Linked DNA regions of Homo sapiens: region 1 is linked to region 2. The links are chromatin contacts, found by Hi-C or POLR2A ChIA-PET in ENCODE. All regions are on one chromosome and are shown on one strand. Each heading gives the region's core, a stretch centred on a gene start or an enhancer-like site at or near the end of the contact. The rest is flanking DNA. Distances are from core to core; before and after follow the strand shown.

Region 1 (4,147 bases), core at 341-2,840, 40 kb after region 2:
AAGATAAAAGGGGGACATAGATAAAAGAGGGATAAAAGGGGGACATAGAGTAATCAGGCGGAGAAAAGGCGCTATTTTAGATACAGTGGTCAGGGAAGAACGTCTACAAAAGTTACCTTTGACCTGAGTGAAATGAGGGAGTGAGCCATGCAAATACCTAGGGGAAGAGCATCCCATGCAGCGAACACAAGAGGCCTTTACTGAATTCCTTCATCTCTATGAAAGTGATCATGGAATTTTTCTACTTCGATCTATGAATGGGATGAATTATATTACTAGATTTCCTAACACCGAGCCATCCTGGCATCTTTGATACGACCGTTATATGATTGTAGTTTATTCTTTCTAAGGTGTTAGACTGGCTTCCTAAAAATTTTGTGTATTTTTCTTTTCTATATGTACCCTCAAACTGTTTTGAATACATTTGAACTTATCCATTTTATAAAGATTTGATAGAATTCACCTGTAAAATGTGAAAGCTTTTGTGGAGTGGAGGGTGAGTAGTAATTCCTTAATTTTTCTCTCTTTTCCATCCCCTCCTGGCAAATAGTCTATTCTGAGTTTTCTGACTCTTCTGAGGCTGCTTGGTAATTAATATTTTCTTGGACAGTCATTCATTCAGATTTTCAACTTTCTTTAAATAAGAATTAATTGCAGCTGAAAGTGTTTTTGTTCACTTTCAAAATATCTAAAGATATTTTTCTGCATTAGAGATGATTCAGTTATGTTTACAAATGAATTCGTGCTAGCATAATAGCAGCTCTTGCAAGGTAGGTAGATCAGGCATTGTCATATCCTCACTTTACATGTGAGGAGGCTGTAGCTTAGAGATCTGCAATTAACAATGACTGAAACTAGAACTAGACATTAGTTCTCTTGATCCCTAACCTAATGAGCTTTGCAGAGGACTGCACTCTCTTCCTGATACACACCTTTCTGCCGCTGCATTTTGCTATCATCTCTTTGCTTCCACCCAATTTCGTCACCTTGCATTTGTTGCATACTAAGTTCATGGCACTGTCTGTCTGTGGCATGTAATTTGTTAGCTAGGATTGCAGTGCTATTTCTCCTGTGTTCACCTGCTAGAGTATACTGTTTACTGCCAAGTAGCAAAGTATTTGAAAGGAAGCTAATATTTAAAAGGATCTTTTCGTAAAGGTCACTGTAATTGAGAATGTGTGTCTGGTTGGTTTTTTTTCTTCACTGCAATTGACTTCTGTCAGTGATGAAATGAAGATTTATTTACCATATCTCGCTTTATCACAGAAAAGCACAATTAGACATTCCACAAATGTGCCTGCCTACACATGACATACACTCACCAATATCCACTGGTGATGATAACAAAGAGTCTTTAAAGAGTTTACATTTATAGATTATTTAAGTTTCATTCCTGGCCCTAGCAATGTAACAGCCATGAAAATTTTCAAACACAGCAGGATCACAGAGGACTCTTGTTCAGCTACACATAGGCAGATTCAGTTTCAGTTTCTTGTAAGAAGATGCTGCTGGAGGGAGAGAAAAGGAGCTGGCTGGGGAATGGGCAGGATGTAGATCCAGAAAGCTATTAGCTTACACATCAGACAAGGATAGATGTGTGTGGGAGCCTGGACCCTGGCCAGCAGCCTGACAGAATGACAGCTCTGTCAACCACGTCACTTTTCTTGCCAGATAGGCTGCCATTATTTGCTGGTTCGGTCAACTTAATTTTCAGTGTGCATATCTTGTCTGATATTGGATATATGAATATGTGTGTATGTATGTGTTAAAATATCATTCCCACCTATAAAGGATCCATTTAAAGTCATGTTGAGTTGTAGGCAATATTTAAAGAAGCCACTCTGTGAGCAAGTGAAGGTTTATGTGTTATTTGTGTCAGGAAGAATCATAAATGCACAGAGAGAAAATATATTTTTTCCAGAGTTATATTTAGGTGACTAATTGTCACTCTCCACTGTATTCCTGTGTAGAAGCCAATGTTTCTGAAAGTGGTTTTGTGAACTGCCTGCATCAGAGCGGTGTATGTAGTTTTTTTTTTTTTTCTTTTTTTTTTGCGGTGGGGGGGTTGTTTAAAAATGCAGATTTCTGGACTCCATCCTAAACCAACTCAAGGGGGCTTTGTGGGATTAGGGGTGGGAATCTGAATATTAAGAGGTGCCCTGGGTGATTGTTTTGCACACTTATGTTTGGTAATAGTAAAAAGTAATTATGGAAAACAACAAATTATTCTGTAATAGTACAAAAGTAATTATGAAAACAAGCAACAAATTATTCTTTAATAGTACAAAAGTAATTATGAAAACAAGCAACAAATTATTCTCCCTTAAGAAAATTCAAATTTACTGACTAGATTATTTCAATTATAGAAATTCATAGTGAAGAAATATTATTTGCTTAATAAAATTATTTCCTTTAAAAAGTAGCAAGCTGCTATATTGTGTTTAACATAAAAATTAATTTACCAAATATATTCTACATACTGCTTTTGGGAAATACATCTATTATATGAAGTGAGGAACACCTGATATCCAAAGCAAGGTATATAATAATAATGATACTTTTATTTTACTTATACTATGCCAGGCTTGTTTTAAAACTTTATATATATTATTAATTTAATCCTCACAGCAGCCCTGTGAGGCAAGTGTTATTATTGTCCCCATTTTACCGATAAGGAGATTGAGGCTTATAATTTGACCAAAGCCACAGAGGTAGCAGGTGGCAAAACTGGGATTTGAATGCAAGCATTCTGGCTTCAGAATCAAGCCTATAACTGTAACTAAGTACAGTGTACTGCTTTTCATCATAAAGCAACTGGTAGTAGTTATTAGAAAACTTGAGTAATAGTAAAGCTAAAAGATCATTGTATGAGCCAGCATGGTGTAACAGAGGGAACACTGGACTAAGAATCAGAAGTCCTGAGATTTAGCTTCAGCTCCGCCACCCCCTGGCGAGTTACCTTCACTGAGGCTGTTTTCCTGATCCATGAAGTTGGGCAGGGCTACACCAATGCCAAGCTTTCGTGCATGTTTTTTAATAGAAATTGTGGCACACAGTTATATATCTTATAAATGGGAACTTATTAAGAGAGTGCTTTGGTGATACCTGGGCTGTCTCAAGCCTGTGTGTTCTTCAAAGATTTTGTCTTTGTAACTTGTTTATCCATTTGGTGATAAGGTAGCTAATGGCAATTTTGTAGAATTCTGTTTCTCTTTTCCTGTCTCTTTCTTTGTTTCCTATTTTCACAGTTTCCGTAGGTCTCATGTATGTTCTTTTTTCCATCTTCACAGTCTTTGAACTCTCACACATAGCATAATGAGTCAGTATACCCTATTTATGAGCCTGAGATGTGTTTATTTTCTAAAATATTATATGTTCATTTCCTGAAGAAAATAGAAAATGCTTTATCTAGAAACATCTTGTTGCCTAGTGTGCCTAATATTTAAAAAAAAAAAAAACAAACAAAAAAACAACAACTTCGATTAGCTCTTCACCAAAAAAAGGAATCATTTCAAGTGGAATTTTTTGGTCAAGGCTTTTATTTAATCTTAATAATTCTGCAATTGTGATGACTGTGTCAGAGTTCATCTGGGCCATATTCATTCTAACAGGGTTAACAAGTGTGTCAGATTGAAAGTCATGGCTATAATTGACTTTGGCTTTGAGGTTTTCCTTCATAATAAACAATGGGCCCTGAGCCAAAAAAGCTTGTGGTTTATACTCATGTGCTGATGACTAAGTAATGCAAGTGATTTCGCCTCATACTTGCTCTGTTACCCTGGAGCTCACTTTATGCTTTTTGAAGGAATCATATCAGAGGAACATCCATAATTAAAAAGAATTTGACCTGTGGACTTTCCACTGCAGCTGAAAACATTTTGTTACAGTGAAGACGACTTCACTCTGGCCTGAGTGCTAGAGAAGGGCCGTGTAGAAGACATAGGTCAAAGCTTAATCAGAAGAGAAAGGACAGTCCTGTAATACTTTGAATCTCTCACACAAACAATGCACCCCAAAAATGCCCTTTTAGAAGATTGCAGAGGGACTCTTTATTCATTACTGGCTGCTCTACACAAAATTCCTCTGGATGGAAGCACTGAAGGTGGGACTTGCTTTCTGTTGAGTTTCTGTTATTTTTCTGTAGCAT
Region 2 (4,196 bases), core at 1,418-3,917:
TGGCAACAGAAGCCAAAATAGACAATGTATCTAATTAAACTAAAGAGCTTCTGCACAGCAAAAGAAACTACCATCAGAGTGAACAGGCAACCTACAAAATGGGAGAAAATTTTTGCTATCTACCTATCTGACGAAGGGCTGATATCCAGAATCTACAAAGAACTCAAACAAATTTACAAGACAAAAATAACCCCATCAAAAGAGCAGTGGATATGAACAGACACTCCTCAAAAGAAGACATTTATGCAGCAATCAGACACATGAAAAAATGCTCATCGTCACTGATTATCAGAGAAATGCAAATCAAAACCACAGTGAGATACCATCTCACACCAGTTAGAATGGCGATCATTAAAAAGTCAGGAAACAACAGATGCTGGAGAGGATGTGGAGAAATAGGAACACTTTTGCACTGTTGGTGAGAGTTTAAATTAGTTTAACCATTGTGGTAGACAGTGTGGCGATTCCTCAAGGGCCTAGAACTAGAAATACCATTTGACCCAGCCATCCCATTACTGGGTATATACCCAAAGGATCAGATATTATGCTCCTATAGAGACACGTGCTCACGTATGTTAATTGCGGCACTATTCACAATAGCAAAGACTTGGAACCAATCCAAATGTCCATCAATGGTAGACTGGATTAAGAAAATGTGGCACATATACACCATGGAATACTATGCAGCCATAAAAAAGGATGAGTTCATGTCTTTCAGGGACATGGATGAAGTTGGAAACCATCATTCTCAGCAAACTATGACAAGGACAGAAAACCAAACACTGCATGTTCTCACTCATAGGTGGGAATCGAACAATGAGAACATGTAGACACAGGGCGGGGAACATCACACACTGGGGCCTGTTGGGGGGTGTGGGACTGGGGGAGGGATAGCATTAGGAGAAATACCTAATGTAAATGATGAGTTGATGGGTGCAGCAAACCACCATGGCACATGTATACCTATGTATCAAACCTGCATATTGTGCACATGTACCCTATAACTTAAAGTATAATAATAATAATAATAATAATAAAGCAAGTTTAGTCATGCTACTCCTCTGCCTAAACTCCTTTAGCAACTCCCTTTTGCCTTCAGGATAAAATCTAAGCTCCTTAACATGGTATATTGGTCTGTTCTCCCATTGCTAGAAAGAAATACTTGAGGCTGCATAATCTATAAAGAAAAGAGGTTTATTTGGCTCATGGTTCTGCAGGCTATACAGGAAGCATGATGCTGGCATCTGGTTGGCTTGTGGGGATGCCTCAGGAAACTTACAGTCTTGGTAGAAGGCAAAGGGGGAGTGAGATATCTCACATGGCAGGAGCAGGAGTAAGAGAAGGGGGAGGGAGGTGCCACACACTTAAATCTCATGAGAACTCACCCACTATCATGAGGACAGTACCAAAGGGACTGGTGCTAAACCATTCATAAGAAGCCACCTCTGTGATCTAGTCACCTCCCACCAAGTCCCACCTCCAACATTGTGAATTAGAATTTGACATGAGATTTGGGTGGGGACACAGATCCAAACCATATCCCATGGCTTATACAGCCTTGATATCTGGGGCCTGTTCATATCATTTCCCCACCATGCCTTTGGTTTCTCACATTTCCTATAGGTAAGAAGTCTGGCACAGCGTGGCTGGATTCTCTTCTCAGGGTTTCACCAGGCTAAAATCAGAGTATTGCCTTGGTATGTGCTCAGGGTCCTCTTTCAAGCTCATTGGTTGTTGGCAGGACTCAGATCCCTGTTTCCTTGACATGTGGCCCCCTTCATCTTTAAGTCGATAGTGACATGTGAAACACTTCTCATATCTCAAATTTCTCTGAGTTCCTCTTCCCTCACATTTCTGTGACTTTCTTGTCGGCACTGTAGCTCATGCAACTGCTTCAGCCCCACCTGCAATCCAAGATAATCTCCCTATTTTAAGGTCAGCTGACTAGTAACCATAATTACACCTGCCAAGTTCCTTTGACCATATAAGGTATTCATGGACATCACACTAGGGGGCAGAGGTCACAAGGATAAAAATTCGGCTTACCACAGTGCAGTACCCTCTGACTGAAATACTCTTTCTTGCCCTCACCTCCTGCTCCTGCAACTGCTAACTTCTACTTTATCTGTTAGGTCTCTGATTTATTTTTGCCCCTCTTTTCTCCCTCATTGTCAAGTTTGGGTTAGGACCTTCTCAGTGCTCACGTATTACTCTGTATTTCCCCATTGTAGCACTTGTCGCTCTGTGTGCTGATCTGTATCCTTTCTGGGGACTGCCAAGTCTTTTAGAAGCTATGTTTATCTGGGCACATTTGTGTTTTCTCTGCTTAACTGAGTGTCTGCCATACATACAGTTGATATCCAATAAAAAAACCGTTGAATCAATGAATTCTTTGTATCCATGAAAGATGGAAGCATGATAACTAATATAAAATTCCAAGACTGTTACCCAGAGGAAGAACTGAGAAGCCAGTTTTCACTCAATATATACAGATTATTATTATTATTTAAATGAACTGGCCTGCTTTTGTAAGGTGGTGTACTCATTACTGGATTTTTTTAGGTGTAAGCCCAGGGATTGGGTGTCAGGGATATTATTTGGAGGGCAAAGTACATGAGCTCTGTTTTGTGACTCATTCTTCATAAGGGTTGCTACAAGAGCAATGGAGATGAGCTCACTTGCATTACCATACCTGTGGCTCCCAGGAGGGACTCACATGCTGTCATTACCAGCAGTGCCCCTGTCTTTCGCTATGGAATTACCCTAGGAAAGTTGGTAATGGCCCAGAACCATTGTGTAATTAGCCAGCATGGCATGTGTGTGTGGGTACACAGGTACACACACACGCGCGTGCACACACACCTATTATAGAGGTTACTCTATTAATGACAGCTATGTAGGGGAGAAAGTTTTTAATGGACCAAATGTCTTTGTTCATATAGACCACACTTTTTGAGGTAATTGACTTCCTAGTACCTTGTGCCAGTTACTGAGTCATAACTGAGTGGCAAGATTGGTGTAGAATTACAAGTCTTTAACTGTGTAGAAGCAACATTAGAAGCAAAAATACTATTAAGATAAATCAGTAAGAGAAGGATTATAATGAAGTATTTAAGAATAGTCTTTTTGGTTTCAAACCCCCAGCTCTACTACTTACTAACTGTGTGGCCTTGGACAAGGTCCTTAAGTTTCTGTACCTCAGTTTCTCAAACTATAAAATGGAGATGATAATAATGGAACCTAACTTACAGAGTGATTGTGAGGACTAAATAGGCAAGATAGGAAAGCATATAGTGCCTAGGATATGATAAGCGTTGTGTAAGGGTTAGCTGCTGTTATTATTATCATTATTCATTCCACAGGCACATTAAGACCTCCAACCATGTGCAGAGTGTATGGCATATCCTAGGAATACAATAAATATTTTGGGGTAAATAAATAATGTGCTCATTTGTAATTTTGATTTATATTTGCTCTTTCAGATAAATACTGGAAATTGTCCCAATAACTTTATAAGCATAATATGAAGAAGTAAATAAGAAGAAGTTATTGTAGTCTTGTCTTGTATAGAGCTTGCTAGGGCAATCTGGAAAAATGTCTCCTGCTAGGACTTACCTTCTCTGTTCTTTATTAAAGCAAATGGATATTTTTAAAAGCCATTTGGTTTTTCTTTTTTTTAGAAAGCAAATTATAATCATGTGAAATTAGTACTTTGCTTATAGGTGTGTATTATTTTCATCGTAATAAAGTGAAATGTTCTTGCCACAAAACTGTTCTCTTCTGAATTGAGGTGAGATATTAACACTTTGTTTGTCTTTGTGAATAGGTTCATCCTAAGTTCCACTATAAACAGGCTCATGACTCGGGCACAGACACTTCTTGCGTGACTTTTTCCTATGATGGTAATGTCCTTGCCTCTCGTGGAGGTAGGTTAAAAGCTTTCTTTTTGATGTATTTCTCTATATAAAATAATCATCTTTAACAAATATGACAATAATATCCTAGTGCTTAGTAAAGCTTGCTTTGATTTTTGTTAATGCACCTTTGCCAGTCTGATTTCTTCATTAAAATACATTTCTAACTTTGCAACATTGTTTGTATTAAAAATTACCAAGTAAAATGTTTAAATATTTACTTTTTTTTGGCCTAAGTTTTTCATTTAGATTCAAATTCCATAAGAGTTTGAAGCCTCCACA

Evidence for each region. Hi-C counts contacts between places; a loop is a spot of excess contacts on that map. ChIA-PET counts read pairs that join two places held with the same protein, here RNA polymerase II (POLR2A). Pooled maps may share reads with other maps.
Region 1: POLR2A ChIA-PET joins it to region 2 with 11 read pairs in MCF 10A. The contact joins two enhancer-like sites. A Hi-C loop is called at or near these places in 1 of 168 maps with a recorded cell type or tissue (endothelial cell of umbilical vein) and 1 of 50 pooled maps. POLR2A ChIA-PET finds 5 or more read pairs at or near these places in 6 of 52 experiments (K562, MCF 10A, PC-9 and 3 more).

Annotation. Positions count from the first base shown.
Region 1 is chr5:37,734,586-37,738,732 of GRCh38, forward strand. The region is part of intron 17 of WDR70 (WD repeat domain 70); the gene reads left to right. Among named protein-coding and RNA genes, the nearest start is that of GDNF-AS1, 100 kb to the right of the region's middle. Within about 2 kb of position 1,591, at least 4 of the 41 ENCODE cell types and tissues checked have a DNase peak (open chromatin) inside an H3K27ac peak, as active enhancers do.
Region 2 is chr5:37,693,829-37,698,024 of GRCh38, forward strand. It overlaps WDR70 (WD repeat domain 70), which reads left to right. Exons shown (of 18, transcript NM_018034.4): 11 at 3,827-3,926. Among named protein-coding and RNA genes, the nearest start is that of GDNF-AS1, 140 kb to the right of the region's middle. Within about 2 kb of position 2,668, at least 5 of the 41 ENCODE cell types and tissues checked have a DNase peak (open chromatin) inside an H3K27ac peak, as active enhancers do.